2 separate regions of the Homo sapiens genome follow, and region 1 is linked to region 2. Evidence: chromatin loops called from intact Hi-C (ENCODE). Cell type or tissue: endothelial cell of umbilical vein. All regions are shown on one strand. Each heading gives the region's core, and the rest is flanking DNA. Links, peaks and the distances in the headings are about the cores only.

Region 1 (11,692 bases), core at 1,751-9,750, 910 kb before region 2:
AAGGTCTAGGTCAATGTTCTTAAAATAAATATTTAAAGGAAAATTAACAAATTAAAAAATATGAGAATCATGTTTATGCCCCTATTGTGAAGATGACTCTTCGGTAGCTTAACGGGGCATTGTTTTTTATTACATAAAAATTATTTTAAAATAAGTTCTTATCTGACATGTAAGACATAATTTTTTTCTGGAATTTTATTTTATTTTGACAGATAAAAATTATATATAAAGTATACAATGTGATGTTTTGATATACATATATGTTGTAAAATGATTACTGCAATCAAGCTAATTAACATATTCTCAGCTCACATAGTTACAGCTTGTGTGTGTGGTGAGAATACTTCAGGTCTACTCTCAGTAAACTTTAAATATAGAACACAGTGTTATTAATTATAATCACCATATTGTCCATTAAACCTCCAAAATTTATTCGTCCTGAAACTTTGTACCGTTTGACCAATAGCTCCTCATTTCCTCCACCATCCAAACCCTGGCAACCACCATTCTACCTTCTGTTTTATGAGTTTGACTTTTTTGGATTCCACGTGTGTCAGATCGTGCCATGTTTGTCTTTCTGTGCCTGGCTTATTTCACTTAAGATGATGTCCTCCAGCCTCATCAATGTTGTCACAAATTGCAGGATTTCCTTCTTTTTAAAGACTGAATATTATTTCACTGTGGTGTGTGTGTGTGTGTGTGTGTGTGTGTGTATCACATTTTCTTTATCCATGCATCCATCAACAGATGGGCAAAGGACATGAACAGACAACTTTCAAAAGAAGACATACATGTGGCCACCAAGCATATGAAAAAAATGCTCAATATCACTAACCATTAGAGTAATGCAAATCAAAACCACAGTGAGATACCGTCTCACACCAGTCAGAATGGCTACTATAACAGACAAAAAATAACAGGTGCTGGTGAAGTTGTGGAGAAAAGGAAATGCTTATACACTGCTGGTGAGAGTATAAATTACTTCAACCATTGTGGAAAGCAGTATGGAAATTCCTCAAAGAACTAACTACAGAACTATCATTTGACCCAACAATCACATTACCGGGTATATAGCCAAAGGAATATAAATCATTCTACTATAAAGACATATGTATGCATATGTTTACTGCAGCACTATTCACAACAGCAAAAACATGGAATCAACCTAAATGCCCATCAGTGGTAGACTGGATAAAGAAAATGTGGCACATATACATCATGGAATACTATGCAGCCAAAAAAAACGAGATCAAGTCCTTTGCAGGAACATGGATGGTGCTAGAGGCCATTATCCTTAGCTAACTAACACAGGAACAGAAAGCCAAATACTGCATGTTCTCACTTATAATTAGCAGCCAAAAAATGAGAACATGTGGACAGGAGGAGGAAAACAATGGAAACTGGGGCCTACTGGAGGGAAGAAGGTTGGAGGTGGGAGAGGTTCAGGAAAAAAAAAAAACTGTCAGATACTATGATTTGTACCCATGTGACAAAATAATCTGTATACCAAACCACTGAGTCACAAGTTTACCTATATTACAAACCTGAACATGTACCCCTGCACCTAAAATAAAAGTTACAATATTAAAAAAAAATACCCAGATCCTTAGGTTGTTTCCAAATCTTGGCTGTTGTAGATAACACTACCATGAACGTGGGAGTGCAGATGTCTCTTCAGGATACTGATTTCATTTCCTTTGTGTATATACCTGGAAGCAGGATTGTGCTGGATTTTATGCTAGTTCTATTTTTTTTTTTGAGCAACCTTCATACTGTTTTCCATAATGGCTGCACCAGTTTCCATTCCCACCAACAGTGTACAAGGGTTTGCTTTTCTTCACGCCCTTGCCAACGCTTAATCTTTTGTCTTTTTGATAGTAGCCATTCTAACAGGTGTGAGGTCATATTTCATTGCTGTTTTGATTTGCATTTCTCTGATTAGTGATATCAAGTGCTTTTTCATGTATTTGTTGGCCATTTGTTTTCTTTGAAGAAATGTCTGTTCAAGTCCTTTGCCCATTTCTAAGTAGGGTTATTTGGGGATATTGTTACTGAGTTACTCAGTAAACTCAACTGAATTAAGTTTCTTATATATACGGATATTAACTCCTTACCAGATTTATGGTTTGCTAATATTTTATCCCATTTCTTAGGTTGTCTCTTTACTCTGTTGACTATTTCCTTTGCTTTGCAGAAGGTTTTAGTCTGATGCAATCCCATTTAACTATTTTTACTTTTGTTGCCTATGTTTTTTAGGTCATATCAAAAAATCATTGCCTAACCAATGTCAAGGTTTTTTTTTATGTTGTCTTCTAGTAGTTTTACAGTTTCATGTCTTACATTTAAATCTTGAATTCACTTTTAGTTGACCTTGTATGTGGAGTGAGGTAAGGGTCTACTTTCCTTCTTCTGCATATAAATATCCAGTTTTTCTAGTGCCATTTATTGAAGAAACTGTCCTTTCCCCATTATGTAATTTGGGCACCCTTGTTGAAGACCAACTGTCCATATATGTATGGGTTTATTTCTGGGTTCTCTACTATGTTTCATTGGTCTATATGTCTGTTTTTATGCAAGTATCTTACTGCTCTCATTACTGTTTTATAGTTCTCAGTGTGTCCAGATTTTTCACCTCCTTGATTAAATGTCTTCTTAGGTATTTTATTGATTTTATGCTATTGTAAATGGGATTGTTTTCTTAATTTCTTTTTCATATAGTTCATTGTTAGTGTACAGAAACACAACTGACTTTTGTATGTTGACTTTGTATCCTGCTACTTTACTGAATTTGTTTATCAGATTTTTTGTGGAGTCGTTAGGGCTTTCTATATAAAAGATCAGATCATCTGTGAACAGAGACTATTTGACTTCTCCCTTTTGTGATCTGAATCCCTTTTATTCCTTTTTCTTGCCTAATTGCTCTGGCTAGGACCTCCTGTACTATGTTGAATTTCTGATCTTAGAGGAAAAGCTTTCATTTCTTCGCTGTTTATGATGTTAGCTATGGGCTTGTCATATATGCCTTTAGTATATTGAGGAACATTTCTTTGATACCTATCTCGTTGAGAATTCTTATGAAAGGAGTTAATTTTGTCAAATGTTCTTTCTGCATCTATGGAGATGATCAGATAATATTTATCCCTCATCCTGTTAATGTGGTATGTCACATTTATTGATTTGCATATGTTGAATTATTCTTGCATCACAGGGAGAAATCTCACTTGATCCTGATGTATGATCCTTTTAATATGCTATGAATTTGGTTTGCTGGTATTTTGTTGTGGGAAAATATAATGTTATATGCATAGTTGCCTCCAACCTAAGCCAGTGCCTGATAAATGAAAGGCTTTGCACTCTTAATTGAACAAATTCCTTGGTTCCAGTACTTTACTGTTCATTGAAAGCCAGGAAGTACTGGGACAAAGAAATTATTAGAGTTGATAATAAAAGAGTAAACAGCATACTCATTATTAGCAGCGTACTTTCTCATTTTCCCTCCCTGATAGGACTTTAACTCTCTTCTATATATTTCAGCCCTAATGTACTTATCATATAGTCTTTAGGAACAAGAGAAAAGACCAAGTAGAATATGTACAAAACTAAAATAAATACAGAGACATTTCTTTTTGTTTTATTAGGAAAAGTTAGGAGGATGAGAAACAGTGAAATCTAAGATATTGTTCCTACAATATTTTGCTATGTGTATGGTATGGATGAATAAAGTGAAATATCCTTTATAATTATCTAAAAAGTATGTGAAAGTGAATAGATGATGCTGAAACTAAAAAATTTTATTCTAGATCAGTGCTTCTCAAACATTAATGTGCATACGAATCACCTGAGGAGTTTTCCAAGCACATTTCGATTCAGCAGGTCTGGGCTGGAGACTGAGATTCCACAATCACAAAGAGCTCCCAGGGAGTACTGATACTGCTGGTCTGCATATCACACTTGGAGTAGAAAGGTTCTAGATTACATAGACCGTCATCTTCATGCACCAGACTTATTTCCTAGTCTGGGTTCCTCTGGAAATATTTCCAGTGCACCAATCAGTTTGATGGAGTTGGATAAAGAGGGAGACTCAAGATTTACTTCACTTGAAAAGAATATTTATTTTCCATTTAAGGCTAATGGACTAATGGACTAAATATTACACATCTCAGCCCTTGGGATATCTGTGATAATATTTTTCTTTTCCTACCAATGTGCTTTTACTCTATACTTCTGCTCTGCTGGGTGGCCAATGGGACCTTGTCTGTTTACCAAGCCTAGTTCTCAGGTCTACTTTCCTTCGATATCTTTTCTTTCTTCCAACCTTCCAATCCAAACTGAGGTGGTGGTATTCCCCACCACCAAGAAAGGCATAGTTTCCATTTTTTCTCTACCAGTTCTAGTACATGCAATTAAATTTTCTGAGCCCAAAATTTCTCATCTCTGAAATAAGGAGCATGAAACTCTGTGCGTGGGTGCATATGAAGCTAATGAAATGGCACATAAAGTGTCTAACACAAAGAAGGAACCAAATAAATATCAGATTCTATCCCTATCCCACTTTTATTTTGTCCCATTCCAATGTGGCTTTGCATAATTGGAAATCATTATGTATAGACATCAGGTAAAATCTAGCACCAGCTTATATAGTACTCTAAGACCATCAGGTTTTTTTTTTTTTTACCTCGTCTTCAGTTTTAATTTAAAGCAATTAAAATTAATATATTCAGATTTCAACAAAGTGTAAGCATCCCTCTGCTGAACCACTGTATCATTACAGTGTGCGTTAAGAATGCCAATAGGCATGGAACAGATGCCAGATAACCAAGATGGTACTTTTACTGGGTCTGGCATTAAACAAAGAAATGTGTTCATAAGTCATCTTTCTTGGATCTCAACCAAAAATTGTTATTTTGGATTTTGTCATCTTTCCATTTAAATTTCTACTTAATCCTTCATTAGAGTATGTGTTAACAATCTTAATTTGTGTGATTGCCTTCATGAAAAGTTGGATATATAAAATAAATGTCACTTTTAAGGCATCTAAGGAATTGTTTTCTATCTTAGTCACCAAGTATGTCAGACACATTGCTTACAATGTCTTCTATTTCAATCTGTGGTTTGTTTCTGCCATCCAAAAATGAGTAAACTTTAGTTTCACCCAGCCGTGTTTCTGAATATGAACATTCAAATGTGGACCATGTGTGATGGAAAATCCTGCCATGGCTGAGAATATGGATAAACTTGAGGGGGACTGTTTGATGGAAAGTCATTATATAATGTATATTTTCTTTCATTCATTTAACAAACATTTATTCTAGGCCAATGGTGAGCAAAATATTCCCTCAACAAAGTACCCATGCACACACACATGAAGAAACTACACATTTATTTGGAATGTCTAGTAGAGTTCCCCCCTTTCTTGGCTATTTTACACCAGTTCCCATATAACTGGTTTATATAATAATAGTTATTTATGATAAAAATTTGACTAATTCTAACTGACAAGAAGATAGATATGTTTGTTTTGGAAACTATTTCTATTTGGTAATAGATTCCAAATGTATTGAATGGTCTCTAAAAGATGTAGGAACACAGGACATACTGCTCATGATGTACAACAAAAACAATAGTTTCAAAATTTTATGACATATTGCAGTTTATCAAGTGGTTTTATAACCATTATCTTGTTTAATTCTCACAACATCCTTATGAGTAGTGTGTGTGTGTGACCATGAGAATATATGAGTGTGAGTGTGTGTGTGTGTGTGTGTGTGTCCGTGTAGGAGAGGAAATGATTAACCCATTTCATAGATGAGGTGTAACCCATTTCATAGATGAGGTGTAACTAACAATGTAGCTTCAATTATACTGGCAGGTCACAGAAAAGAGATTTGCAACCAGCCTTATGCCTCTCCTCCCACCTCTCTCTACTGACCCACATCTTTTTATGAAGTAGGGATTGCAGCCATCCCACAGCTCATCAATGCTGTCATGTCTATGCACGAAGGCACTCTTAGATAGAAGAGAAAACAGAGGGGGGCCTGGGATCCAGTCCCCAGCGCAGGCACTGAGTGTGCCCCTGGCCCCATCAGTTTAATTCTGAGCGCTCAGGACAGTATGAGGAGCAGCCTGTCGTTTTCGGAGACACCAGCTGAGGGAGCCTGTGGACACAATACCAGTTGAAAAGCTCCCCAGCCCAGGGTGGAACCAAGCAGCCCACGCCTGCTCTTAGGAGCCAAGTTTCCCAAACAATGTCAGAGTTAGCTTGGGGAATCTTCTTAGTACTCTTAAGAGGCCAGAGCTGAGATTTCCACACAATGACATATTAAAGTATTGGATCCAGGGTCCTTTGCATTGGTAGAATGTCAGGAAAATAGCATTAGCTAGATAAACTTCTTTCCCTCAAACCAAATACAGTCGTATTGTTTACTATTATAGGTCTATTAAGGTTGCTGTTTAAATGTTACCAATGTCCTCATATTTTGGTAATTTTGTTCGAGTTGGAAAGAAATGTCTTGAGAAATTTTTATTTAGCCAGAGTGTTTGAGCACTTTAAGATATCTTTAGTATACTACATCGCTTCTCCAGGTCCTCAAGAGACCTAAAAAAAAAAAAAAAAAAAAAAAAAGGCTTTCTAAGCAGTGCCTATCAAGCTACTACTTCCGGCCCCACAAAAAAGAAAAGCTGAGACTCTTCACCCCTTGATTCCAGTATTCCCAAACTCCTGGTAAACCATTAGGAATTAGATATGCCCCAAATTTATGTAGCAACTCCCTTCTTAAGAATATAGAGAACGTTTTTTTTTACACACCTTGTTACACCTCACAATTGAGCCTCAACTTGAGATTCCCTTGCCCAGCAAAGTCCAGAATTCACCACTGTCTACATGCTGGACCCAATTCGTTTTGCTGTCGTTGATCACTAATTTGGGAATTGTGGGAGGGAGAGGAGGAGCGAATCCCTCTCTTTACTTTAGAACTGGTAAAACTGAGATAGCCAGAGATTTCTAGAACTGCCAAGCTAAAACGTAAGCTGAATCATTGTGCAAGTATGGATTAGAACCCAGTACTGGGTTTGAACTGTAAACCCAGTTTCTGATCATATGGCTGCCCAGTGCTCCTGGTGGCAGAGCTGATTGCTTCCTGGGTTCAAATGGGTCATGCTTTCCAGGGCACTCTGGACATCCATGGAACAAGCCTAATTTAAACATTAGAGGTCTTTCAAACCCTTATATACCAAATCATCATCAGTTCAGTCTCTCAATTCTGCATTAATTCTTTTGTGGAATTAAAAAATATTTTCTCCTGAATTTCCTTAAAAAAAAATCGAACGTTCCCTCAGGGCAAGGAGACATAGCTAGGGGTACCATGCGATAAGAGAGTGAGTAAAAAGGAAAAGTCTAGTATCCTAGACAGTCTCTTTGCAGAGCTGCGCTTCTGCTCAGAAGACATTTGTCAATGCCTAGAGACATTTCGGTTGTCACCACTGGGAGAGGGGTGTACTAGAGAGTAGAAGCCAGAGAAGCTGCTAAACATCCCACAGTGCCCTGGACACCCCCCGACGACAAAGAATTCTCCAGCCCAAAATGCCTGCAGTGCTGATGTTGAAGAATGCGGGTGTGTAGATATAAACAACAATCTGCTAAGCTTTCAAATGATAGCAGCTAGAAAGATCTTCAAGAGTCTAGGGATTTGGAAAATTCTGGCATCATGATAGTCAATCCCCAGTGGAGACATTCTTTGAAGACCACATAGGCAATCACTTGACCAAATGCCACCTAAAAATTGAAATATTTTTCACGTTTTGCTTGGTTTGCTAGAACACACCAATATACTTTCACCCTTGAAGAAAGGGAACTGTTTATGTCATTCAGTAGCAGGACTCCTTGGCTAAAGCAGCAGACAGCTCACCAGATTTCACTGGAAAGACTGCCCAAACCAGTCTCTGCCAGGGACTCCAAAGCGCAGGGAGGCTTCAGTGCTAGGGAGAGCGGATGTGAAGGCGGTTATGAAGGACAGCTGTGCCAGCATCTCCCAACTTTTCCGTTTTTTCTCAAACCTCAGCTTGCCTTGTGCATGGCTAAGGTTATCCCTGGCCAGCTGCTTTTTTCCCTATTCTACCTCTCCCCTGCTGTAGCAATTCCCTAACCAGTGCTACTAAGACTAAGGATTTCACCACCTCCTCCCATTTTCCACCATACAGAAATCCACAAAACTGAGTTAAGAGAACTCTCCTGCCATCCCCAATAGCCAAAAAACTGAGTCACCACTTGGCCTAACAGCACTCAGATGATTCATTAAAATACAGTGGAGCGCTCTTCAGGGGGGTGCAGGGGAGATTCAAGTGGGAAGGTAAGGCTGCAAGCAGGAGGGGAAGTGGACAGGAGATGAGACTGCGAGGCGTGTCACAAGAAGGGAGTCTCCTGGTGCCTTTCTCCAGGGCTAAACCCCTTGAGGCAGAAACTCCGTTGAGTCATTCTGAAGTCAAATCTGGTGCTAACTGGCGCTCTTGGATCTGGGTCAGTCTCGATGGGGCCTGGGAATGTCTGCGGAGTGCCCATTCCTCTCAGCAGTTTGTGAGATTGAGAGCCACTGCTCTGCTTTTCTTCTCCCTTGACCCCATTCCCAGTTTCCTACCAGGATCACTGTGAGCCCTGGGAGGATGGATTTGTAAAAAATTCCTGGAGCCAAACACCCTGAGCTATGAAACTGGCCCATTATTGTGAGAATTTTCAAATGTTGAAGAAATGTGGGGTTGGGAAAGAGAGGAGCACCTTAAAGAAGATTTATTCACCTAGTCACCCTCAGATGGTTGTCTGCAGATTTTGAGAGAGAAATGGAAATAGTTTCAGATACTTTTTATTTTTTTTTTGAGACAGAGTCTCACTCTGTCACCCAGGCTGGAGTGCAGTGGCGTGCTCACCTCACTTCATCCTCCGCCTCCTGGGTTCAAGCGATTCTCATGCCTCAGCCTCCTGAGTACCTGGGATTACAGGTGCCTGCAGCCACACCCGGCTAACTTTTGTATTTTTATTTTTAGTAGAGACGAGATTTTGCCATGTTGGCCAGGCTGGTCTCAAACTCCTGACCTCAAGTGATCTGCCCGCCTCAGCCTCCCAAAGTGCTGGGATTACAGGTGTGACCTACCGTGCCTGGCTGAGTGTCAGATACTTTTTAAGCATACTCTGGTTATCATTCTTCTCAGATTACTTCACTAAATTAAAATGTTCTAAATGTACAAAGAGCAAAATGGTTTGTTTAAAAAAATAGCCGTGTTCAATCTCTATCAGAAACAGCTTCAAGTAAAATTATTTTCCTCCAGCCAATTTCTTCTTTCAAGTATTCTCCTCTATGAAATACTCAATTTGCAACTCTAGATGAAATTACTGAGTCAATTTGTGGAAATTTCATCTGTTCCTTGACAGTGAGTTTTTATGTTTGGGTCAAAATGAACTTAAGGCCAGGGGTATCTGTAAAACACTAGGTAATAGGACAACAGTCCCTAAAGTCAAGCGGGCTATTGTCAAGCACAACTGTACTGGTTCGTCAGAGCTGGCTCCCTTAGCAGGGAAAGTTTGTGTCGTTTCTAAAGTGCTTTACCATACTGTAATTTGTCATTCTTGATTGTAATGTATGGTAAATTATGCTTCTAGAAAGTTATCACTCTGATCCACGTCTGATCTAATGAGAACAGCTGCATCCACTGCAGGCCGGGTGCTTGTCAGCTTATTCCCTCAGGGCCAGACAGGTGTGGTCTAAGCTCCAATTTAGGTAGGAGACCTTCAGGGAAAGTCCAGGTGCTTCAAGAAGCTCCAAGATGAGATCAGAAATTGGCCCCAATCCCTCTGAGTCAGAATTCTGAGTCATCTTTTTTTAAGGCCATTTTTTGTCCGTTTCCTCCTGCGACTATCAGTGCCTATACTTTAAAGTGTTCTATAACCGTGAAATCTTTCCTGGGATAACCCAGTCCACTGTACCCACTCCCACCAACCCCCACCACCAAAAACTATAGATCTACTGCTGAGTCAATTTCTTCACATTTGAAAGCTCAAGAAGGGGGAGAACAAGTTGAAATTTCTATTCAGAGCTGACACTCCATATTAAAGATAGGAAAGAAAAGTTTGGGGAGTTGCTAAGCATGAGAGGCATTGTTGATAAATTATCTTGAGATCCAGATATTAGTTGAGCCTCACTCGCAACTGAAAGAATCAAGCCTAATGGACTTTTCTGCCCAGTGCCAGACTGGAAAGATTTAAACTCTTGAAGGTCTCTAAGGATTCCCAACTGCTTTTCCTCTCATGATCCTCTCTGCTCCTGTTCTGTATACCTGCGTGCTGCCTCATTTGGCCCCATGTCCACCTAAGTGTAAAACCCAGCTCTTCACCAGTTTTTACAAGGATGTCCATTTGCACCAAATGTCACATGGTGGAAGAATTTACTGAAGCCTCCAGGATTGGCACACTTAAAAGTTCTTTTCTCAGGTTGACTAGAAGTCTTAACCACTCAGGCTGGGCTCAGTGGCTCACGCCTGTAATCCCAGTACTTTGGGAGGCCAAGGCGGGGGGATCACCTGAGGTCAGGAGTTTGAGACCAGCCTGGCCAACATGGCGAAACCCCGTCTCTACTAAGCATACAAAGAAAAATTAGCTTGCCGTGGTGGCAGTCGCCTATAATCCCAGCTACTCAGGAGGCTGAGGCAGGAGAATCACTTGAACCCAGGAAATGGAGGTTGCAGTTAGCCAAGATTGCGCCATTGCACTCCAGCCTGGGCAACAAGAGCAAAACTCCGTCTCAAAAAACAGTCTTAACAACTACACAAAAGTCTCAATATCCGCTTATCCCCAGTGCATATCTAAGTATTTTTTCCAACAAATAGCATTATTCCTCAGAAAAATTCTGAGACCAGTTAGAACCACCCTGTTAAAATATCATCAGAAATTCACAAGGAAAATGTTGGCTTTCTGTATAATAATGGCACAACAAGAATTCACTTCTACTTGTATCATCTATTAAATAATGAAATATTTAGTGGCTTTTAAGTAGCAGGGCATATGGTTTTGAATTTTGTTTTTCCAGTTGGAGTAAGAAACAATTCTTCATGATTATCCTAAAGAACCAGGAAGAAAATGAGCAAGGGACTGGCTGGGCTTCTAGGAGATGTCCGTGGCACACAGTAGGATCTTGGTAATAACTGACCTACTCTATAACTAAGCAAACCTGCTCTTCAGCACAGGGTAGAACACCATGGAGTGAAGAATGGGATAAAATAGGTGAAGAAGAGTATGCCGTCTTTACTCAGAAGGGGACCTAGAAAGTTTTTTTTTTTTTTTTTTTTTTTTTTTTTTTTGAGAGGGAGTTTCACTCTTGTTGCCCAGGCTAGAGTGCAATGGTGCGATCTCGGCTCACTGCAACCTCCTCCCCCCAGGTTCAAGCAATTCTCCTGCCTCATCCTCCTGAGTAGCTGGGATTACGGGCCTGTGCCACCATACCCAGCTAATTTTGCACTTTTAGTAGAGACAGAGTTTCGCCATGTTGGCCAAGCTGGTCTTGAACTCCTGACCTCAGGTGATCCACCTGCCTCAGCCTCCCAAAGTGCTGGGATTACAGGCGTGAGCCACCACACCTGGCTGAAAGTATGTATTTTCTATCATATCATTCTGTAAGACCCTCTTAGCTTCTCTCCAAAAGATTTACTGGAA
Region 2 (11,692 bases), core at 2,371-10,370:
ATCTTTGAGGAATCCCCACACTGTCTTCCAAAATGGCTAAACTAATTTACACTCCCACCAACAGTGTAAATGCATTCCTTTTTCTCTGTAACTTTGCCAGCATCTGTTGTTTCTTGATTTTTTAATAATTGCCATTCTGACTGATGTGATATGGTATTTCTCTGTGGTTCTGATTTGCATTTCTCTAATGATCAGAGATGTTGAGCTTTTTTTCATGTTTGTTGGCTGCATGCATGTCTTCTTTTTAAGAAGTGTCTGTTTATGTCCTTTGCCCATTTTTTAATGCGTAAAAATGGACATTTTTGTTTTTTTCTTGTAAATTTGTTTAAGTTCCTTGTAGACTCTGGATATTAGCTCTTTGTCAGATGGATAGATTGCAAAAATTTTCTCCCATTCTGTAGGTTGTCTGTTCACTCTGATGACAGTTTCTTTTGCTGTGCAAAAGCTCTTTAGTTAATTAGATCCCATTTGCCAATTTTTGCTTTTGTCGCTATTGCTTTTGGCATTTCATCATGAAATCTTTATTTGTGCCTGTGTCCTGAACGATACTGCCTAGATTTTCTTCTAGGATTTCTATAGTTTTGGGTTTTACATTTACATCTTTAATCCATCTTGCGTTAACTTTTGTATAAAGTTTAAGGAAGGGGGATCCAGTTTCAATTTTCTGCATATGACTAGCCAGTTCTCCCAGCACCATTTATTAAATAGGAAATCCTTTCCCTATTGCTTGTTTTTGTCAGGTTTTTCAAAGATCAGTTCCGTGTAGGTATGTGGTTTATTTCTGAGTTCTCTATTCTCTTCCATTGTTCTATGTGTCTATTTTTGTACCAGTACCATGCTGGTTTGGTTACAGGGCAGTGATTTTTATCCTTTGTTAGATTGAAAATATTATACTTTTGAGAATCCAAGGAAATATACGTGGTTTTACTGAAGAAAATGCACCAACATACATACTGCCAAACTTTACATTAATATTTTAGGGGGCTTAATAATGCTAGCTTCAATTCTGAATTCCATGTTAACCACTCCTGAGTAACGGTCAATGAGTAAAGATAGATATATGAACACTACCCCCCAATATAACATCTAGATTATGCTATATTAGACTTTCTATTGAAATAATAGTTAAATAACTTTAATCAATTTTTTTTTGTATATTAAGCTGGATCTAAATACTTACATTATGGATACTATTTTTCTATACAATTTAGATAGAGCAACATTAGAGAATATGCCCTTCATCTAGACGAGGAAATAAAGGCCACAAACATTAAGTCAATCTTCAAACAAGCTAATTAATTGGCAAGGCTGAGACCAAAATCAGGTATTCTGATTCCCAGTCTCATTTTTTTCCCACTATACCAGTGTGCATTAAATAAACAGATGTTTCCTGAACATTTCCTTATGCACAGCTCTGGAATATCATGAGACACAGAATTCCCAATGAATTTATTTGTGTTACTATTCACCAGGTACCATGCTGAGCATTTTACGTGGTAAATCAGTTAAGATTCTTTGGTTGAAGGCAATAGAAACTAACTATAGAGGGGCGGAGGGAGGGAGGGAAGGAGGCAGCTAGGTAGCCAGGCAGCCAGGCAAGGAGGGTGGTGACATCAGCAGGATGGCAAATTACAAATGCCTAATGCTCTACCCTCTGCCCCACAAAAAAGGACAAAAACAATGAATTGATAACTGCATTTTGACCAGAGTGACTTAAGAATGTCAGAGAATAGCAAGGGAGTGGCAGAAACCCTGTGAAGCACAGGCTAAGTATGGCCATATACAGAAGGGTGGAGTCATTGTTGTGCTATTCCCTTCCCCAATGCCTAAGTCACAGCTGTGCCCCACCATTCATGGGCCCTTGTTGCTGCTGTACCCAGCCTCACAAAGTCTGGTCCATTGCTATGTCCTGCCATGCCAGAGTCACCACTACAAGGAACCTCCTCTCCTGGTGTCCAAGTTGCCACTATGCCCTACTGGCTCCAGAAACTGAAGTGCAGTTATGCCCTGCTCCCTAGGGTCCAAGCCTCTAGAACATCTCTTCTTCTCCAGACCCATGCCAGTGCTGTGCCCTGACTCTCAGGATCAGAGTCACAGCTATATCCCTGCTACCTGGGCCCAAGCTACTGGGGAATGCCTTAGAGTCAGTCCCCACCTTTGTAGAACAGCTTCATCTACCCATACCTCAGAGAGTGAACTTGTACTCAAGTCACAAGTATCATAGTAATTCAGGAAGACAGTGGGCCCAGGACCCTAGCACCACTGTAGGCTGCTTGTGAGCTCTGCCAAATCTGACAACAAGAAGGATTTCCCCAACAAAGTCTCCCCACGGTACGATAAACAAGAGCAGGAGGACCCCCACTAAAGCCCTTGTCACTGAGAATCCTAATAACCTATGCTGCTACCACTGCTGTCACACACTCCTACAGTCATGGCTAAAGTACCTGCAGCCATTACTCAAATTGATTACAACTGAAGGAGCTGCATGGACACTACACTACCGTGCCTACCTGGAACCAGAGGCAGAACCTCTGCCCTTGAGCCACTGCACCACCACCCACAGAGCCAATGCACCCTGCTCAACTGACCCCCTAGCAATCATCTATAGGTAAAATCATCCCCTACAAAAGCAACTCTATAGATTTGGAAGAGGTCACTGATCCACTAGATGTGCAGTTATCAATGCAAGGACACAAGAAACATGAAAAAGCAGGAAAACATGACACCATCAAAGGAATAATTCTCCAGATAATGACCCCAAAGAAATGGAAATTTACAAATTACCTGATAGAGAAATCAAAGTAATGATCTTACGGAAACTCAGGGATATACAAGAGGATAGACAATTCAATGAAATCAGCAAAATAATCCATGATATGAATCACAAGCTCAATAAAGATATACATAACACAAAAAGAACCAAACAGAAATCTTGGGGCTGAAGAATTCAATGAATGAAATTGTTAAAAACTGAGAGCTTCAACAGCAGACTAGATCAAGCAGAGGAAACAATCTGTGAATTTGAAGATAGGTCTTTTGAAGTTGCCCAGATAGAGAAAAAGTGAAGAAAGCCTATAGGAATTATGGAACACCATGAAAGGAACAAATGTCACAGTATGAGCTCTAGAAAGAGAAGAGATGAGGCCGGGCATGGTGGCTCACGCCTGTAATCCCAGCACTTTGGGAGGCCAAGGCGGGAGGATCACGAGGTCAGGAGATCAAGACCATCCTGGCTAACATGGTGAAGCCCTGTCTCTACTAAAAATACAAAAAATTAGCCAGGTGTGGTGGCATGCGCCTGTAGTCCCAGCTACTTGGGAGGCTGAGGCAGGAGAATCGCTTGAACCCAGGAGGTGGAGGCTGCAGTGAGCCAAGATTACGTCACTGCACTCCAGCAACAGAGGAAGACTCCATCTCAAAAAAAAAAAAAAAAAAAAAAAAAAAGAGAGATGGAGAAAGGCACAGAAGGCTTTTTAAGTGAAGTACTTGCTGAACACTTCCCAAGTCTTGGGAGTGATATGGTCATCCATATCTACAGAAGTTGAAAACTAACAAACAGGTTCAATGCAAAGAGGTCCTCACCAAGGCACTTTATAATTTAAAACATTAAAAGTAAAAGACAAAGAATTTTAAAAGCAGAGGGAGAAGAGCATCAAGCAACATACAAGGGGCTCGCCATTAGACTATCAGCAGATTTCTCAGCAGAAATCTTGCAGGTCAGGAGAGAATGGGATAATATACTCAAGGTGCTAATTAAAAAAACCCTGCCAGCCAACAATACTATACTTAGAAAAGCTGTTTTTCAGAAATAAAATAGAAGTAAAGTCTTTCCCAGATAGACAGAAGCTAAGGGAATTCATCACCTCTAGAACTGATTTACAAGAAATGCTTAAGAGTTCTTCAACCAGAAACAAAAGAACAATAACTACTACCACAAGAACATATCAAAGTATAAAACTCACTGGTAGAGAGGTATTTATATATATTCAAATTCAGAATATTCCATTACTGCAACAATGGTGTGTAAATCTCTCAAATTGCTATTATAAAGGTTAAATGTTGAAACAGTAAAAAACAACTGTAATTGCATTAAGTTGTTATGAAGTCCAAAATGTAAAAAGGTATAAACTGTGACAGCCAAAATAATTGTGAGGAGGGTAAAAGTCTAGAATATCTTCATGTGACAAAGTTAAATTGTTATCAGCTTAAAATAGTCTATTATTACTATAAGATGCTTTGTGTAAGCCTCATGATTAACTACAAAGCAAAAAACTACAGTAGATACACAAATGAGAACGAGAAAGGAATCAAAACTTAGCACATAGCACAAAATCACAAGAGTAGACAATAAGAGAAGAAGAAAGGAACAAAGGACCAAAAAACAACCAGAAAACAATAACAAATGCAGTAGTACGTGCTTACCTATCAATAACAATCTTCAATGTAATTAAGCTCTCCAATCAAAAGATTTAGAATGGATGGAAAAATAAGATTCAGACGCTGCTTCAAGATTGTGACTACGGACATCTCATGCCCGTTCTCCTCAGAAGGAAGATCAAAATTACTGGTAAATCATCAAGTTTTGACAAGGAAACAGAGGGAACAGAGCCAGGACCTGTTGGAGTACCCACGTGAAGAAGATTGGGTGGAGAGAAAGAAAGCAGCAAAAGTCTGGTTGATAGCGACCGCTGAGGAACTCAGAGTCCAGCAGAAACTGTAGGTGGGAGTGTGTCTCTGCTCCCCTCACCCCTCTGACAACACACTGGCTGCTAAACAGCTGGGGAGCCCCTCAGCCCTTGCAAGCCAGGGCAACACTATCGGTGGCGATTAGAGGACTTCCTGAAAACAGAGAACTGGGTGAGCAGCTGACTTAGCCATGCTGCACCCACCTCTGATCCAAACTGAGATGGCAGTTGTCATACCAGTTGTGTACCTGTGGTGCCACTCCCCTTGCTTGTAGATCCTCTGCCCTTGAGCCACTGCACCACCACCCGCAGACATACTACACAACCTACTCTGACTTTGGCAAGTACATGACACCAGCAGATTCTCAGGGAGTTTGGGGTCTCCCACAGATTGAACACTTGGCACAAACTGCCCCTCAAGGAGGAGACAGAGCAGCCTGTCAAAGCCACCAATGGGAAACAGGAAATGTGGGTGCAGCACTAACCACTGAAGGGGGCAGCGCCAATGCCTCGGAACAAACGTGGAGAAGGGGGTCATCTCTCACCTTCTCATCTCGCCAAAGTGCATGATTGTGGACATGGCAGCAGTTCTTTCTGTTGGGGCCCAATGGCCCTTTCTGGGCTTCTCTGGTGGCTCGATGAAAGTGAACAGAGCCTAAATAAATCTGCTGTATCTTACTCTTCGGCACCATCTACTGGACTGCAGCCTGAATTACACCGCCAAGCAAAAACTACAAAAAACAGCATCTGAGAAAGCCACCACACAAACCTACCTGCAACCAAAAAACCCATATGGAGCTTTGGCCCCCTAAAAGCACCCAGAAAAGAAGCCAATCGAGCATACACAACATACATCACAGTTACACCTTCAAGGGGAAAAAAAATAAGTCCCATCCAAATAAACACAAATCCAAAAAAAGAATTGTCAGCTCACTCAGATGAGAAGGAATCAGTGAAAGAACTCTGGAAGTACAAAAAGCCAAGGTGCTTTGTCATCTCCAAAGGATCGTTCTAGCTCCCTAGCCATGGATCCTAAGCAGACTGAAATATCTAAAATGATACATAAAGAACTTGGAATATTGATGGCAAGGAAACTCCACAAGATCTGAGAGGAAGTTGAAATCCAATACAAAGAAGCCAGAAAAATGATCCAGGACATGAAAGATGACATAATGATATTAACAAAGAACCAAACAGAACTTTTGGAATTAAAAAACTCACTATGGGAATTTCAAAATACAGTTGGAAGCCTTAACAACAAACTAGACAAAGCAGAAGAAGAATTTCAGAGCTCAAAGACTGGTCTTTTGAATTAACCCAGTCAGACAAAAATAAAGAGAAAGAATTTAAAAAAGCAAACAAGGCCTTCAAGAAATATAAGATTATGTAAAGCAACCAAACCAATGAATTACTGGCATTCCTGAGAGAGAAAAACAGAAAGTAAGGAAACTGGAAAACATATTTCAGGGTATGATTCTGAAAAATTTCCCCAATCTTCCAAGAGAGGTTGATATGCAGACACAAGAAATTCAGAGAACACCAGTGAGATACTATATAAGATGACCATCACCAAGGCACACAGTCATCAGACAATCCAGGGTCAATGTGAAAGAAACAATCTTAAAGGCAGCTAGAGAAAAGAACCAAATTGCCTCTTTTAAAGGGAATCCCATCAGACTCACAACGGATTTCTTTCTTTTTTTTTTTTTTATACTTTAAGTTTTAGGGAACATGTGCACAACGTGCAGGTTTGTTACATATGTATACATGTAACATGTTTGTGTGCTGCACCCATTAACTCGTCATTTACCTTAGGTATATCTCCTAATGCTATCCCTCCCCACTACCCCCACCCCACAACAGGCCCTGGTGTGTGATGTTCCCCTTCCTGTGTCCATGTGTTCTCATTGTTCAATTCCCACCTATGAGTGAGAACATGCAGTGTTTGGTTTTTGTCCTTGTGATAGTTTGCTGAGAATGATGGTTTCCAGCTTCATCCATGCCCCTACAAAGGACATGAACTCGTCATTTTTGATGGCTGCATAGTATTCCATGGTGTATATGTGCCACATATTCTTAATTCAGTCTATCATTGTTGGACATCTGGGTTGGTTCCAAGTCTTTGCTATTGTGAATAGTGCCGCAATAAACATACGTGTGCTTGTGTCTTTATAGCAGCATGTTATATAATCCTCTGGGTACATACCCAGTAATGGGATGGCTGGGTCAAATGGTATTTCTAGTTCTAGATCCCTGAGGAATCGCCACACTGACTTCCACAATGGTTGAACTACTTTACAGTCCCACCAACACTGTAAAAGTGTTCCTATTTCTCCACATCCTCTCCAGCACCTGTTGTTTCCTCACTTTTTAGTGATTGCCATTCTAACTGGTGTGAGATGGTATCTCATTGTGGTTTTGATTTGCATTTCTCTGATGGCCAGTGATGATGAGCATTTTTTCATGTGTCTTTTGGCTGCAGAAATGTCTTCTTTTGAGAAGCGTCTGTTCATATCCTTCGCCCACTTTGTGATGGCGTTGTTCTTTTCTTGTAAATTTGAGTTCATTGTAGATTCTGGATATTAGGCCTTTGTCAGATGAGTAGGTTGCAAAAATTTTCTCCCATTCTGTAGGTTGCCTGTTCACTCTGATGGTAGTTTCTTTTGCTGTGCAGAAGCTCTTTATTTTAATTAGATCCCATTTGTCAATTTTGGCTTTTGTTGCCATTGCTTTTGGTGTTTTAGACATGAAGTCCTTGCCCATGTCTATGTACTGAATGGTACTGCCTAGGTTTTCTTCTAGGGTTTTTATGGTTTTAGGTCTAACATTTAAGTCTTTTTTTTTTTTTTTTTTTTTTGAGACGGAGTTTCGCTCTGTCGCCCAGGCTGGAGTGCAGTGGCGCGATCTCGACTCACTGCAAGCTCCACCTCCCGGGTTCACGCCATTCTCCTGCCTCAGCCTCCCGTGTAGCTGGGACTACAGGCGCGCGCCACCATGACCAGCTAATTTTTGTATTTTTAGTAGAGACGGGGTTTCACCGTGTTAGCCAGGATGGTCTCGATCTCCTGACCTCGTGATCCGCCCGTCTCGGCCTCCCAAAGTGCTGGGATTACAGGCGTGAGCCACCGTGCCCGGCCCATTTAAGTCTTTAATCCATCTTGAATTAATTTTTGTATAAAGTGTAAAGAAGGGATCCAGTTTCAGCTTTCTACATATGGCTAGCCAGTTTTCCCAGCACCATTTATTAAATAGGGAATCCTTTCCTCATTTTTCGTTTTTGTCAGGTTTGTCAAAGATCAGATAGTTGTAGATATGCAGCATTATTTCTGAGGGCTCTGTTCTGTTCCATTGGTCTATACCTCTGCTTTGGTACCAGTACCATGCTGTTTTGGTTACTGTAGCCTTGTAGTATAGTTTGAAGTCAGGTAGTGTGATGCCTCCAGCTTTGTTCTTTTGGCTTAGGATTGACTTGGCAATGCGGGCTCTTTTTTGGTTCCATGTGAACTTTAAAGTAGTTTTTTCCAATTCTGTGAAGAAAGTCATTGGTAGCTTGATGGGGATGGCATTGAATCTATAAATTACCTTGGGAAGTAGGGCCATTTTCACGATACTGATTCTTCCCACCCATGAGCATGGAATATTCTTCCATTTGTTTGTATCCCCTTTTATTTCATTGAGCAGTGGTTTGTAGTTCTCCTTGAAGAGGTCCTTCACGTCCCTTGTAAGTTGGATTGCTAGGTATTTTATACTCTTTGAAGCAATTGTGAATGGGAGTTCACTCATGATTTGGCTCTCTGTTTGTCTGTTATTGGTGTATAAGACTGCTTGTGATTTTTGCACATTGATTTTGTATCCTGAGACTTTGCTGAAGTTGCCTATCAGCTTAAGGAGATTTTGGGCTGAGACGATGGGGTTTTCTAGATATACAATCATGTCATCTGCAAACAGGGACAATTTGACTTCCTCTTTTCCTAATTGAATACCCTTTATTTCCTTCTCCTGCCTGATTGCCCTGGCCAGAACTTCCAACACTATGTTGAATAGGAGTGGTGAGAGAGGGCATCCCTGTCTTGTGCCAGTTTTCAAAGGGAATGCTTCCAGTTTTTGCCCATTCAGTGTGATATTGGCTGTGGGTTTGTCATAGATAGCTCTTATTATTTTGAGATACGTCCCATCAATACATAATTTATTGAGAGTTTTTAGCATGAAGGGCTGTTGAATTTTGTCAAAGGCCTTTTCTGCATCTATTGAGATAATCATGTGGTTTTTGCCTTTGGTTCTGTTTATATGCTGGATTACGTTTATTGATTTGCGTATGTTGAACCAGCCTTGCATCCCAGGGATGAAGCCCACTTGATCATGGTGGATAAGCTTTTTGATGTGCTGCTGGATTCGGTTTGCCAGTATTTTATTGAGGATTTTTACATCGATGTTCATCAGGGATATTGGTCTAAAATTCTCTTTTTTTGTTGTGTCTCTGCCAGGCTTTGGTATCAGGATGATGTTGGCCTCATAAAATGCGTTAGGGAGGATTCCCTCTTTTTCTATTGATTGGAATAGTTTCAGAAGGAATGGTAACAGCTCCTCCTTGTACCTCTGGTAGAATTCGGCTGTGAATCCATCTGGTCCTGGATTTCTTTTGGTGGGTAAGCTATTAATTATTGCCTCAATTTCAGAGCCTGTTATTGGTCTATTCAGGGATTCAACTTCTTCCTGGTTTAGTCTTGGGAGGGTGTATGTGTCGAGGAATTTATCCATTTCTTCTAGATTTTCTAGTTTATTTGCGTAGAGGTGTTTATAGTATTCTCTGATGGTAGTTTGTATTTCTGTGGGATTGGTGGTGATATCCCCTTTATCATTTTTTATTGCATCTATTTGATTCTTCTCTCTTTTCTTCTTTATTAGTCTTGCTAGCGGTCTATCAATTTTGTTGATCTTTTCAAAAAACCAGCTCCTAGATTCACTGATTTTTTGGAGGGTTTTTTGTGTCTCTATTTCCTTCAGTTCTGCTCTGATCTTAGTTATTTCTTGCCTTCTGCTAGCTTTTGAATGTGTTTGCTCTTGCTCCTCTAGTTCTTTTAATTGTGATGTTAGGGTGTCAATTTTAGATCTTTCCTGCTTTCTCTTGTGGGCACTTAGTGCTATAAATTTCCTTCTACGCACTGCTTTGAGTGTGTCCCAGAGATTCTGGTATGTTGTGTCTTTGTTCTCATTGGTTTCAAAGAATATCTTTATTTCTGCCTTCATTTCATTATGTACCCAGTAGTCATTCAGGAACAGGTTGTTCAGTTTCCACGTAGTTGAGCGGTTTTGAGTGAGTGTCTTAATCCTGAGTTCTAGTCTGATTGCACTGTGGTCTGAGAGATAGTTTGTTATAATTTCTGTTCTTTTACATTTGCTGAGGAGTGCTTTACTTCCAACTATGTGGTCAATTTTGAAATAGGTGTGGTGTGGTGCTGAAAAGAATGTATATTCTGTTGATTTGGGGTGGAGAGTTCTGTAGATGTCTATCAGGTCCCCTTGGTGCAGAGCTGAGTTCAATTCCTGGATATCCTTGTTAACTTTCTGTCTTGTTGATCTGTCTAACGTTGACAATGGGGTGTTAAAGTCTTCCCATTATTATTGTGTGGGAGTCTAAGTCTCTTTGTAGGTCTCTAAGGACTTGCTTTATGAATCTGGGTGCTCCTGTATTGGATGCATATATATTTAGGATAGTTAGCTCTTCTTGTTGAATTGATCCCTTTACAATTATGTAATGGCCTTCTTTGTCTCTTTTGATCTTTGCTGGTTTAAAGTCTTTTATCAGAGACTAGGATTGCAACCCCTGCCTTTTTTTGTTTTCCATTTGCTTGGTAGCTCTTCCTCCATCCCTTTATTTTGAGCCTATGTGTGTCTCTGCACATGAGATGGGTTTCCTGAATACAGCACACTGACGGATCTTGACTCTTTATCCAATTTGCCAGTCTGTGTCTTTTAATTGGAGCATTTAGCCCATTTACATTTAAGGTTAATATTGTTATGTGTGAATTTGATCCCTTCATTATGATGTTAGCTGGTTATTTTGCTCATTAGTTGATGCAGTTTCTTACTAGCCTCGATGGTCTTTACAATTTGGCATGTTTTTTCAGTGGCTGGTACTGGTTGTTCCTTTCCATGTTTAGTGCTTCCTTCTGGAGCTCTTTTAGGGCAGGCCTGGTGGTGACAAAATCTCTCAGCATTTGCTTGTCTGTAAAGTATTTTATTTCTCCTTCACTTATGAAGCTTAGTTTGGCTGGATATGAAATTCTGAGTTGAAAATTCGTTTCTTTAAGAATGTTGAATAATGGCCCCCACTCTCTTCTGGCTTGTAGAGTTTCTGCCTAGAGATCAGCTGTTAGTCTGATGGGCTTCCGTTTGTAGGTAACCCAACCTTTCTCTCTGGCTGCCCTTAACATTTTTTCCTTCATTTCAACTTTGGTGAATCTGACAATTATGTGTCTTGGAGTTGCTCTTCTCGAGGAGTATCTTTGTGGCATTCTCTGTATTTCCTGAATATGAATGTTGGCATGTCTTGCTAGATTGGGGAAGTTCTCCTGGATAATATACTGCAGAGTGTTTTCCAACTTGGTTCCATTCTCCCCATCACTTTCAGGTACACCAATCAGACGTAGATTTGGTCTTTTCACATAGTCCCATAATTCTTGGAGGCTTTGTTTGTTTCTTTTTATTCTTTTTTCTCTAAACTCTTCTCGCTTCATTTCATTCATTTGATCTTCCATCACTGATACCCCTTCTTCCAGTTGACAAATTGGCTACTGAGGCTTGTGCATTCGTCACGTAGTTCTTGTGCCATGATTTTCAGCTCCATCAGGTTCTTTAAGGACTTCTCTACACTGGTTATTCTAGTTAGCCATTCATCTAATTTTTTTTTCAAGGTTTTTAACTTCTTTGCCATGGGTTCGAACTTCCTCCTTTAGCAAGGTGTAGTTTGATCATCTGAAGCCTTCTTCTCTCAACTCGTCAAAGTC

Evidence for each region. Peaks named below come from ENCODE experiments on the same cell type or tissue, not always from the same donor. Only the 100,000 strongest peaks of a DNase experiment are listed, where the experiment ranks them.
Region 1: it touches region 2 in a loop (7-fold over the local background); 4 of 110 quality-filtered maps call a loop at or near these places.

The regions. Positions count from the first base shown.
Region 1 is chr4:168,579,557-168,591,248 of GRCh38, forward strand. All of the region lies in intron 2 of PALLD (palladin, cytoskeletal associated protein), which reads left to right. All of the region lies in intron 1 of LOC124900807 (a long non-coding RNA gene), which reads right to left. Among named protein-coding and RNA genes, the nearest start is that of PALLD-AS1, 63 kb to the right of the region's middle. In endothelial cell of umbilical vein, for the core only: a CTCF peak has its summit at 6,148; a DNase peak (open chromatin) is centred at 6,185.
Region 2 is chr4:169,487,720-169,499,411 of GRCh38, forward strand. All of the region lies in intron 23 of NEK1 (NIMA related kinase 1), which reads right to left. Among named protein-coding and RNA genes, the nearest start is that of NEK1, 120 kb to the right of the region's middle. In endothelial cell of umbilical vein, for the core only: a CTCF peak has its summit at 5,385 (motif pointing left); a DNase peak (open chromatin) is centred at 5,352.